Linked DNA regions of Homo sapiens: region 1 is linked to region 2. A link is a contact called in ENCODE Hi-C or POLR2A ChIA-PET data. All regions are on one chromosome and are shown on one strand. Each heading gives the region's core, a stretch centred on a gene start or an enhancer-like site at or near the end of the contact. The rest is flanking DNA. Distances are from core to core; before and after follow the strand shown.

Region 1 (4,348 bases), core at 1,418-3,917, 360 kb before region 2:
AGGAATTACAGACAGAGTCACATTTGCAAAATCACCTGTTGGAGTATAAGAAGGAAAGAGGAGCCCGGCCAACCCCATGTATAAATTTCATTTTGAAGGCAATGACAACCCTGCTTCATCAGTTTCCTACAGACAAATGCATATCTCAGCTTTCCAGCAGAATCAAAATCTCACAAATGTCCCCTCTGAGGACTGTCTGAGCCCTGCCTTGCCATTTGTCTGCAAATGGTTTCTGACATAGAACCCAAACCAAATGACCAATCCAACACTTCTGGGATGAAAAAGAAAATTCAGAATGGTGACAATGAATTGGGAAGTTCAGATTCTGTGCTGTGTGTTGTGTTGAAAAAATTGACACTAAATCTTTTAATGTCCTTTTCACATCAAAGTTCCATGTGTTTCCTCCAGTCATTCCGGGATTCTACACACAAAGACATTTTTCAGAGAAGGGTTAGGAGAAAAGAAGAGGCAGGAAAGGCATTCTCTCCTACTAAGTTAGTGAAAAACCCTCTTCAGGCAGTCTCCCCAGAAGTAGAGGTGCTGTTGATAAACAGAGAACAAGGCCAGGCCCAGTGGCTCATGCCTGTAATCCTAGCACTTCGGGGAGGCCAAGGCAAGTGGATCACCTGAAGTCAGGAGTTCAAGATGAGACTGGCCAACATGGCAAAACCCTATCTCTACTAAAAGTACAAAAATTAGCCGGGTGTGGTGATGCATGCCTGTAATCCCAGCTCCTTGGGAGGCTGAGGCCGGAGAATTGCTTGAACCTGGGAGGCGGAGGTTGCAGTGAGCCGAGACCGCACCACTGTACTCAAGCTCGGGTGAAAGAGCCAGACTCCATCTCAAAAAAAAAAAAAGAAAAAGAAAAAGAAAAAGAAAGAAATAGAGAACAAAATCTCAGGCTTTGAGAAGCACTGGGATCCCAAGACAGGAAGCGTAGTGCTGAGCTTTAAGCACCAGGTCTGACCCAAACCGCCTGGATTCAAACCACAGCTTTGCCATGTACTGTGTATTTTGGACAAGGTATTTCTGCCATCCGTTTCCTTGTAAATCGGATTCGTAGCAATGCCTACCCGCCAGTGCTGTGTTGAGTACTGATATGTGCATAAAGGGTGCTTATAAGAGTGCCTGGAGCCCACTGGGCTGTCTGTGTGTCATCCTAGTCATCAGCACGGCATCACCCACTGCTATTCTGACCTTGTGTTGTGATCCTTGGCCAAGGGTGACATGCTCAGCCCACCTCCACTAGGCCTCCTTTTCAGTAGTTATAATTTCAGGGTCTTCTATGTTACCCCAGGTAACCATTTCCTTCAGACCGAAACTATGAAACGAAGAACCCAAATACCCATTTATATGCTGGCCTTAGATAGAAAGACACAATCACTTTCTCTTTTCTTTGCATAATGTTTTTCTAAACTGCAGCCCATTCGCCACCATCCTGCTCTAGGACCACACTAGAATGGAGGAAATTCTCCCAAACAAAGAAAGGTGAACATGAATGAACCTACCCCTGGCTTCTTGGTTTATGACACTCCAGCGTATGACCCAAAGGTCAAAGAACGCTGTTGTGAAAGTAGATTCAAATCTTTCTGTGTTTCGGCCCCTGTTAAGCAAAAGCTTTGAGATCCAAAAACAAAAAACAAAAAACTTGACAATCCTATCGATTTGTACAATGCTGGTGGACCCCTGGAAATAAGTTGTCATTGAAAGTATGAGGCAAACGCCTTTTTTAATGATTTCAAGCAATCTGTGGACCCACAATGCCAGGCAGCACTCTCAAAGGCCTCCTTGTGAGTGTGTGTGCCTGGAGGCTGCGGGTTGCTGGCCCCCTTCCATCGTCCTGCAAACACAGCACCATATTTGTCTTTCAGCTGTCACTATTTGTTAGGAGCCTATAAACAGAAGATTCTTTCTTAGCAACCACTGTGAAAAAGTAAAACCACCCCCACCCCCTCCAAAAAAAAAAAAGTCTGAAATGAGGAAAGAAAGAAAAATGAACTTTGCAAAATTACTTGTGGAAGTCACAATGACAATCCAATATGCAAAGTTTCAAAATTGCTGGCTGCCCTTGGTTTGGGGAAAAAAGAAAAAACTCTGAAGACGTTTTCAGAAGTCAGCTGCCAACAGATTAAGAGGCGACGAGAAATGATCTCACCACCATTTGTAGACGTCTGGTCACGCGGATATCTGCAAGATAACCAAGAATAATCCAGTTACGTGATTCGATTTCATTTCCTTGGAGAATGCTTCAGGCCTCATCTTGCTATTTTTAGCCTTGAGTGTCAAACGCCATGGGAAGCTCGTCCAAGGCTGTTCACAGATTACATGTTCCCCTAGAACAGGTAGGCGTTCTGGAAGCCAGAATCACTGACAAAGTGTCTGGAGATCGAAGCGTTAGAAGGAAGGAGAGACAGTAGGAAAATGGGCCTTTAGATTGGCAGCTACAGAATACCTTCACATAGACATCACCTCTCAGATAGAGAATTACAGAAAAATCATCAAACTGGTAAAGAAAGCATGAACCTTGACCCTAACAAAGAACACTGCAGAGGCCCTGTGGGAGTGCTCATAGCCACTTAATCTTTCAGGAAGTTTAAAATGTTTCTGGAGTGAAATCAGCTCACTCTTGCCAGCCTGAGAACAGCCAGTTTGGAAAACAGGACTTGTAGGCATGGAAACATCATGCATCCTGGTAACAAAACTCATTACAGGGTTTACTGGCAAAAAAATTGTGGAGAGTATCAGGGGTCAGGACAGGTTTGGTGCAATTCTGTGAGGCCAGATAGTATGAAATCCAAAATGACGATAACTAAAATATGCTAAGCTACAGTCATTAAATGGAAAGGATTAAACTTCTGTGAGCCAAGATCTTTCTCCTTCAAGCACTGCCTGTCTACAAGTATCAGGGCTGCTGATAGTCAAAACAACAGAAGGAAAAGATACCCAAACCAAAAATTTTTTTCTAATCCTATATTCCCACTACGCTCTTGAAGATAGATGATAAAGAGACATTGTTCAGAACTGAACTCTCATGAACAAACTGACAAATGTGAAAATATGTGTTATGAACAAAAAGACTCTCACATTGTCTCATTCTGATCTTCACAGAAGCCCTGTGATGAGGGCGTTATCACCGCAGCATGACAGATAAGGAAACAGGCCCAGGGAAGTCGAGGTCAGGAAGCCTCAGAGGCAGGCTCCCGGTCTAACCCCGGGGCTCATTCTCCCCTTCACCCAGTTGTCACCCCACACATGCTGTGCTTTAGGTGAGGATGCACTGATGGGCTGACACATCCAGATGCCAGGGATCATTCCGACGGTGCTGGGACTCCACCTCCAAAAATGCTATTGCAGTAGTATGCAGAGGTTATCAGTGAATGTGTTTTATTCTTACTATAAAAAGGGGAAACTGGGGGTTTTCTCTGTTCAAATCCCCCCCTCCCTCTGTCTCTGTATGAAGGAGCCGTTTTCTTCTTCCTTTCTTCCTTCTTTCTTGCCTAATAAATTTTCTCTCCTTAAAACCAAAAAAAAAAAAAAAAGAAAAGGAAACTGCTGTATATCATTTTCGTATTAGAAAAAAACTCTTTTCTTTGATCATAAAGTTTTTCCTTCTTTTTTTTTCTCACTCTCTTCCTTGCGTCTCCTTCTCTCTGCACTCTTCACATTCATTCACCTTACAATGGAGCCCCATACATTCTTAAAGTCCAGCTGGAGCTGAACTCCAAACTTCCCCGTGTCCTTGCTAGAGCCAGATGGTGCTTCAGTGACCACCCCAACCTTGCCTTCCTTCTCCCCCAGGCCTTCCCCCTGCACCCCATGCCAGCTGCTTTGTTTGCTGATAACGTCACAGGACAGGCAGTCATAGGCAACAACGAGGCCTCCAGGCAAGCTGGAGAATTGGTCACAGCCACTGCCAACTTCTCAGGACCCTCAGTCTTCTAGAAGCCTCTCTTAAAATGCCCAGAGTAAGTAACAGTGGAGAATGAAAAATTGGAGAAAGCATCATAGAGGTTAGCAAGAGTGGTGTGGCTCAACTTGGTGCCAGCCTGTGAAACCTATAAGCAGTGCTATGGTTTGAGAGCAGCAACACAACCATACATAATTAGGACTATGGTGGAAATTACCACATTCCAACCTAAGCCGCCTCCTCTATACAACTTTTAATCATTTTTTTTCCTTTTCTTTTTTCTCTCTAGTTGTAATTTAGATATTTAAGAAATAAAGTTTTCCCTGCCAGGATACTAAAAGTTAACCACAGCTATAATAGGTTAAAAGGTCCTTATGACTTTAAGAATTCAAATTTACTTTCCTAAGTGTTCAATTTAACATAACACAAGAAAAGAAAAGG
Region 2 (4,363 bases), core at 89-2,588:
GGACTACAGGCTCACGTCACCACGCCCAGCTAATTTTTGTATTTTTAGTAGAGACAGTGTTTCACCATATTAGTCAGGCTGGTCTTGAACTCCTCTCAGGGGGCCCCACCCGCCTCGGCCTCCCGAAGTGCTGGGATTACAGGGGTGAGCCACTGCGCCCAGCCAATGCTGTCTTTTAGGCAACAAAAAGAGAATTGATTATACTTTTGGTAATTAAGACCAACAAGTACAAAATGCATTGTGAAGGACGAAAATAGACAATCCTTACTGGAACTCCCCGGGACAGGCAGGGTAAGACCCATATTTCCTACCCTTCTTTGCACTTAGATGTGAACAATATTTATTAACTACTGGATTGTATACCATTGCTGCTATAACAAATTACTACAAATTCAGTAGTTAAAACAACACAGGTGTATTGTCTTACAGTGCTTAAGGTATTAAGTCTAAAATCAAAATTTGCAGGCTCTAGTTCCTTCCTGAGGTTTCAGGAGAGAATCCGTTTCCTCCTTTTGCAGCTTCTACCTGCACTCCTTGGCTCATTGCCTCTGACATCACTCCAACCTCTAGCTTCTGTGCTCACAGCTCCCACTACTGACTTTGAACTTCTTGTCTCCATCTTATAAGGACCTTTGTGATTCCATGGGGTTCACTGGATAATCCTGGTTAATCTTCCCATTTTGATCCTTAATCACATCAGCTAAATCCTGTCTGCCACATAAGGTGACATATTCACGTGTTGTGGGGACTAGGAGGTGCACATTTTTGGGGTGCCATCATCCTACCATACCTGAGAGTTCAACGAGAAGTTATTGTATTCAATATATTCTGCAGAGATCATTTTTACCTTAGATTGTTTTAACTACCCACCTCGTTTACCACTCGGCAAAGGTCTTTCCATTCTGAAACCAGCCTCTGGTCCACAGAACTAACTAGTGGTATGAACTGAAATTTGCTGATAGAAAATATCACAAACACACAGCCGCCGTTCTTTTTTATTCTTGGTTTGGTAGAGAATTACAAGATAATCAAGGCAGCTTTCCCTATTAACGCACGAGAACAACGGGGCCTACCCGCGCCGCCCTAGGCAGCCGGGAGCAGCAGTAACGCCTCTAGGGCGCCATGGCAACCACGCGGGCTGGACCGCCTTCTTCCGCGGCTCTTCTAGTGTGCGCGTCCCTGGCCCGGCCTCCACTCCGCCCGCGTGGAGCCCCGGCCTGGCCGCCTGCCCGCCGCGCTCTGTGACGCCCGCCGCGAGGGCCGCACGAGGCCCGGCGTGCGCCCCCGCCTCTCCCGAAGCGCCGGGCCCCACGCCGCCCCTCCTTTCCCTTTCCGCTCTCTCCGCCTCCGGAAGCGCGGGCGCGCGGCGCCGGGAGCCCGTTCAGGGCCGCGGGAGTGCGCCAGCGCCGCGCGTGGGGCTGTGGTGGCCGCGGCTCTCAGGTGAGGGGCGCGCGAGCGGCTCCTGGCTCCCTGCTCGCGGGGCGCCCGCCACGCTCCTTTCCGTTCGCATCCGTCTCCCCGCTCCGGAGCCCAGGCGGCGGCGAGTACTCGGGGTGGGTTTAACGAAGCCTGCGCGGACGGTGGGAGACCGCGCCCCCACGACAGGGGCGCCCGCGGCGGCGGGTCGCGGCGCCGTTCCACCCCGGTCCCCTGTGAGAATGGCGGGTCCCGCCCTCTCGCGCGTTCCGGGTGGCTTTGAGGGTCAGGATCAGCCCTAAATTGAGATTGGGCCGCGACCACATGCCGGGCCCTGACGACTTCTTCCTACTTGTAGGGACTCGAACCTAACCCACGAGGCCCGAGGGGTTATCTGCCTTCCGGGGACGGTAGGGGATGTAGACAAGAGCCTAGCGTTCCTGGAAACAGGTGTTTAATTTGGGCCGGGATTTTCATGTACCCAATTGGGCATCTTGTTGGAGGCCTACTGTGCTGTTTAACTACAGAAATGTATTGTCACAGTAACAAGATGACAGTTTAAAAAGTGCCCGGTGCTTTTCTGTGTATTTTCCTGATGTTTGGTGAAAGCATTAGTCTTGTTATTGCTGGTCTGTAGGACCTGGCAAGTGGGGCGTGCCCAGTGACTCTCAGGCAGCTTTGATAAAAACTTACCTGTCTCTTTTTTTTATTTTTATTTTTTGAGACAGGGTCTCGCTCTGTGGCCCAGGGTGGAGTGCAGTGGCACGATCATGTCTCACTGCAGCCTCCCAACTCCTGGGCTCAAGCGATCCTCCTGTCTTGGCCTCCCAAAGTCCGGGGATTACAGGCGTGAGCCATGCCCCTCCTGGCAAAACTCTGTCTTGATTGAGCACCAAAGGGTTGTTATGGTCTGATGAACTATCCTTTAATTTTATCCTTTCCTAGTCTGTTGTAAAGAGAATCTTAACTACTTTATTAAGTCATTTTTCTTATTCTCTGGTAAATTGAATCACTTACCTCGTAGTAAATGTTATCAAAAGAATTGCTCAGTGGATGGGATTGTTGGGTAAATTTTCCTGTAAATTAAGTCACATGAGTGTCGAAATCTTTACAGTAACTCTGTTGGATATTATTAACTAAAATTTAAACCTGAAAAGTCTCACAGGCACCGGACTATGCACCAGGGCGCATGAACTGTGACCACTTAGGGAGGCAGCTGGCTTCCAGCTCTTGGGGACTGCATGACCTTATCATGGAAATGCAGATAAAGGCATAGTTGTGGTTTGTGCTTCCGGAGGGGTGGGGGAAGATGGCAGGAAACTATCAAGGAAACTGGGTTGAAACCCGGTGATTTTTTTTGTTTGTTTGTTTTTTGAGATAGGATCTCACTCTGTTGCCTAGGCTGGAGTGCAGTGGCCTGATCTCGGCTCACTGCAGCCTCAGCTCCCAGGTTCCAGCGATTCTCCCACCTCAGCCTCCGGAGTAGCTGGGACTACAGGCGAGAGCTACAACGCCCGGCTAATTTTTGTATTTTTTGTAGAGGTGGGGTTTGGCCATGTTGGCCAGGCTGGTCTCAAGCTCCTGGGCTCAAGTGGTCTGCCTGCCTGGGCCTCCCAAAGTTACAGGCATGAGACTGTAACATGAGCCACCGCACATGAGCCTCCATGCCCAGCCACACACATACAAGGCGATTTTTCTACCCTCGTGGGTAGCAAAGAGCATGGCTCAATCTTAAATCTCCTAACTCCAAACTCCTTTGTGGGATAAACATTCTTTGAATGACTAAATTCATCAGGTTCTCCTTTGGGTACTGGGGTTATAAAGATGAGGAAGTGACGAGGAGCTCCCAGTCTGGCAAGGAGACAAGTGTAGGGGATGGGGGGAAAAACAAAAATCCTTTTTCCTTTAGCTGGGTCTGCAGCTGGGGCTGTAAGGCAGATTAACAGGAGAAAAGGCATACGTATTTTATGTTAATTTTTACAATGACACAGGGCTTTCCTAGAAAAGAAGTGGATAGGCCAGAAAGTTTCTATACGGTGTTTAAAAGATGATAAACTGTGGAGATACGACATGAAGAGATCATAAAACCAGGTGGAGGGTTAGACCTCTAGGGATTGAAACTATGGGACGGTAAATACAGGCATACCTTGGAGATATTTTGGTTGCTTGCAGACCACCACAATAAATTAAATCTTGGAATAAAGCGAGTCACATGAATTTTTTGGTTTCCCAGTGCATATAAAAGTTATGTTTACACTATACCGTGGTCTGTTAAGGGTACAATGGTATTATGCTTAAGAAATGTACATACGTTATCTAAAAAATAATTTATGGCTAAAAAATGCTGTCAATCATCTGAGCCTTCAGGGAGTTGTAATTTTTTTTTGCTGGTGGAGGGTCTTGCCTCACTGTTGATGGCGGCTGACTGATCAGGGTGCTGAGTGCTGAAGGTTGGGATGGCTGTGGCAATTTCTTAAAATAAGACAATGATTAACTTTGCTTTATTGATTGACTTCTTTTCACAAAAGATTTCTGTAGCTTGTGATGCTGCTTGACAGCATTTTATCCAGAGTAGAACTTTTTTTTTTTTTTTTTTGAGGCGGAGTCTTGCTCTGTCGCCTGGGCTGGAGTGCAGTGGTGTGATCTGGGCTCACTGCAACCTCCGCTTCCTGGGTTCAAGAGATTCTCCTGCCTCAGCCTCCCAAGTAGCTGGGATTACAGACATGGGCCACCACGCCCAGCTAATTTTTTTTTATTTGTAGTAGAGATGAGGTTTCACCATGTTGGTCAGACTGGTCTTCAACTTCTGACCTGAAGTGATCCACCCACCTCGGCCTCCCAAAGTGTTGGGATTACAGGCGTGAGCCACAGCACCGAGCCTCACAGTAGAACTTCTTTAAAACATAGTCAGTCTTCTCAAACCCTGCCGCTGCTTTATTAGCTAAGT

Evidence for each region. Hi-C counts contacts between places; a loop is a spot of excess contacts on that map. ChIA-PET counts read pairs that join two places held with the same protein, here RNA polymerase II (POLR2A). Pooled maps may share reads with other maps.
Region 1: a loop to region 2 is called in a pooled map, with 4 times the contacts of the local background. The contact joins the enhancer-like site here to the promoter of CFAP97 in region 2. A Hi-C loop is called at or near these places in 4 of 50 pooled maps. POLR2A ChIA-PET finds 5 or more read pairs at or near these places in 2 of 52 experiments (GM10248 and PC-9).

Annotation. Positions count from the first base shown.
Region 1 is chr4:185,565,435-185,569,782 of GRCh38, reverse strand. No RefSeq gene overlaps it. Among named protein-coding and RNA genes, the nearest start is that of SORBS2-AS1, 20 kb to the left of the region's middle. RefSeq lists an enhancer at 1-4,348. Within about 2 kb of position 2,667, at least 23 of the 41 ENCODE cell types and tissues checked have a DNase peak (open chromatin) inside an H3K27ac peak, as active enhancers do.
Region 2 is chr4:185,200,975-185,205,337 of GRCh38, reverse strand. CFAP97 (cilia and flagella associated protein 97) reads left to right here and starts at 1,338. Exons shown (of 5, transcript NM_020827.3): 1 at 1,338-1,440. It also overlaps a transcript of SNX25 not described here. RefSeq lists enhancers at 186-275, 386-495 and silencers at 1,255-1,426, 1,036-1,805.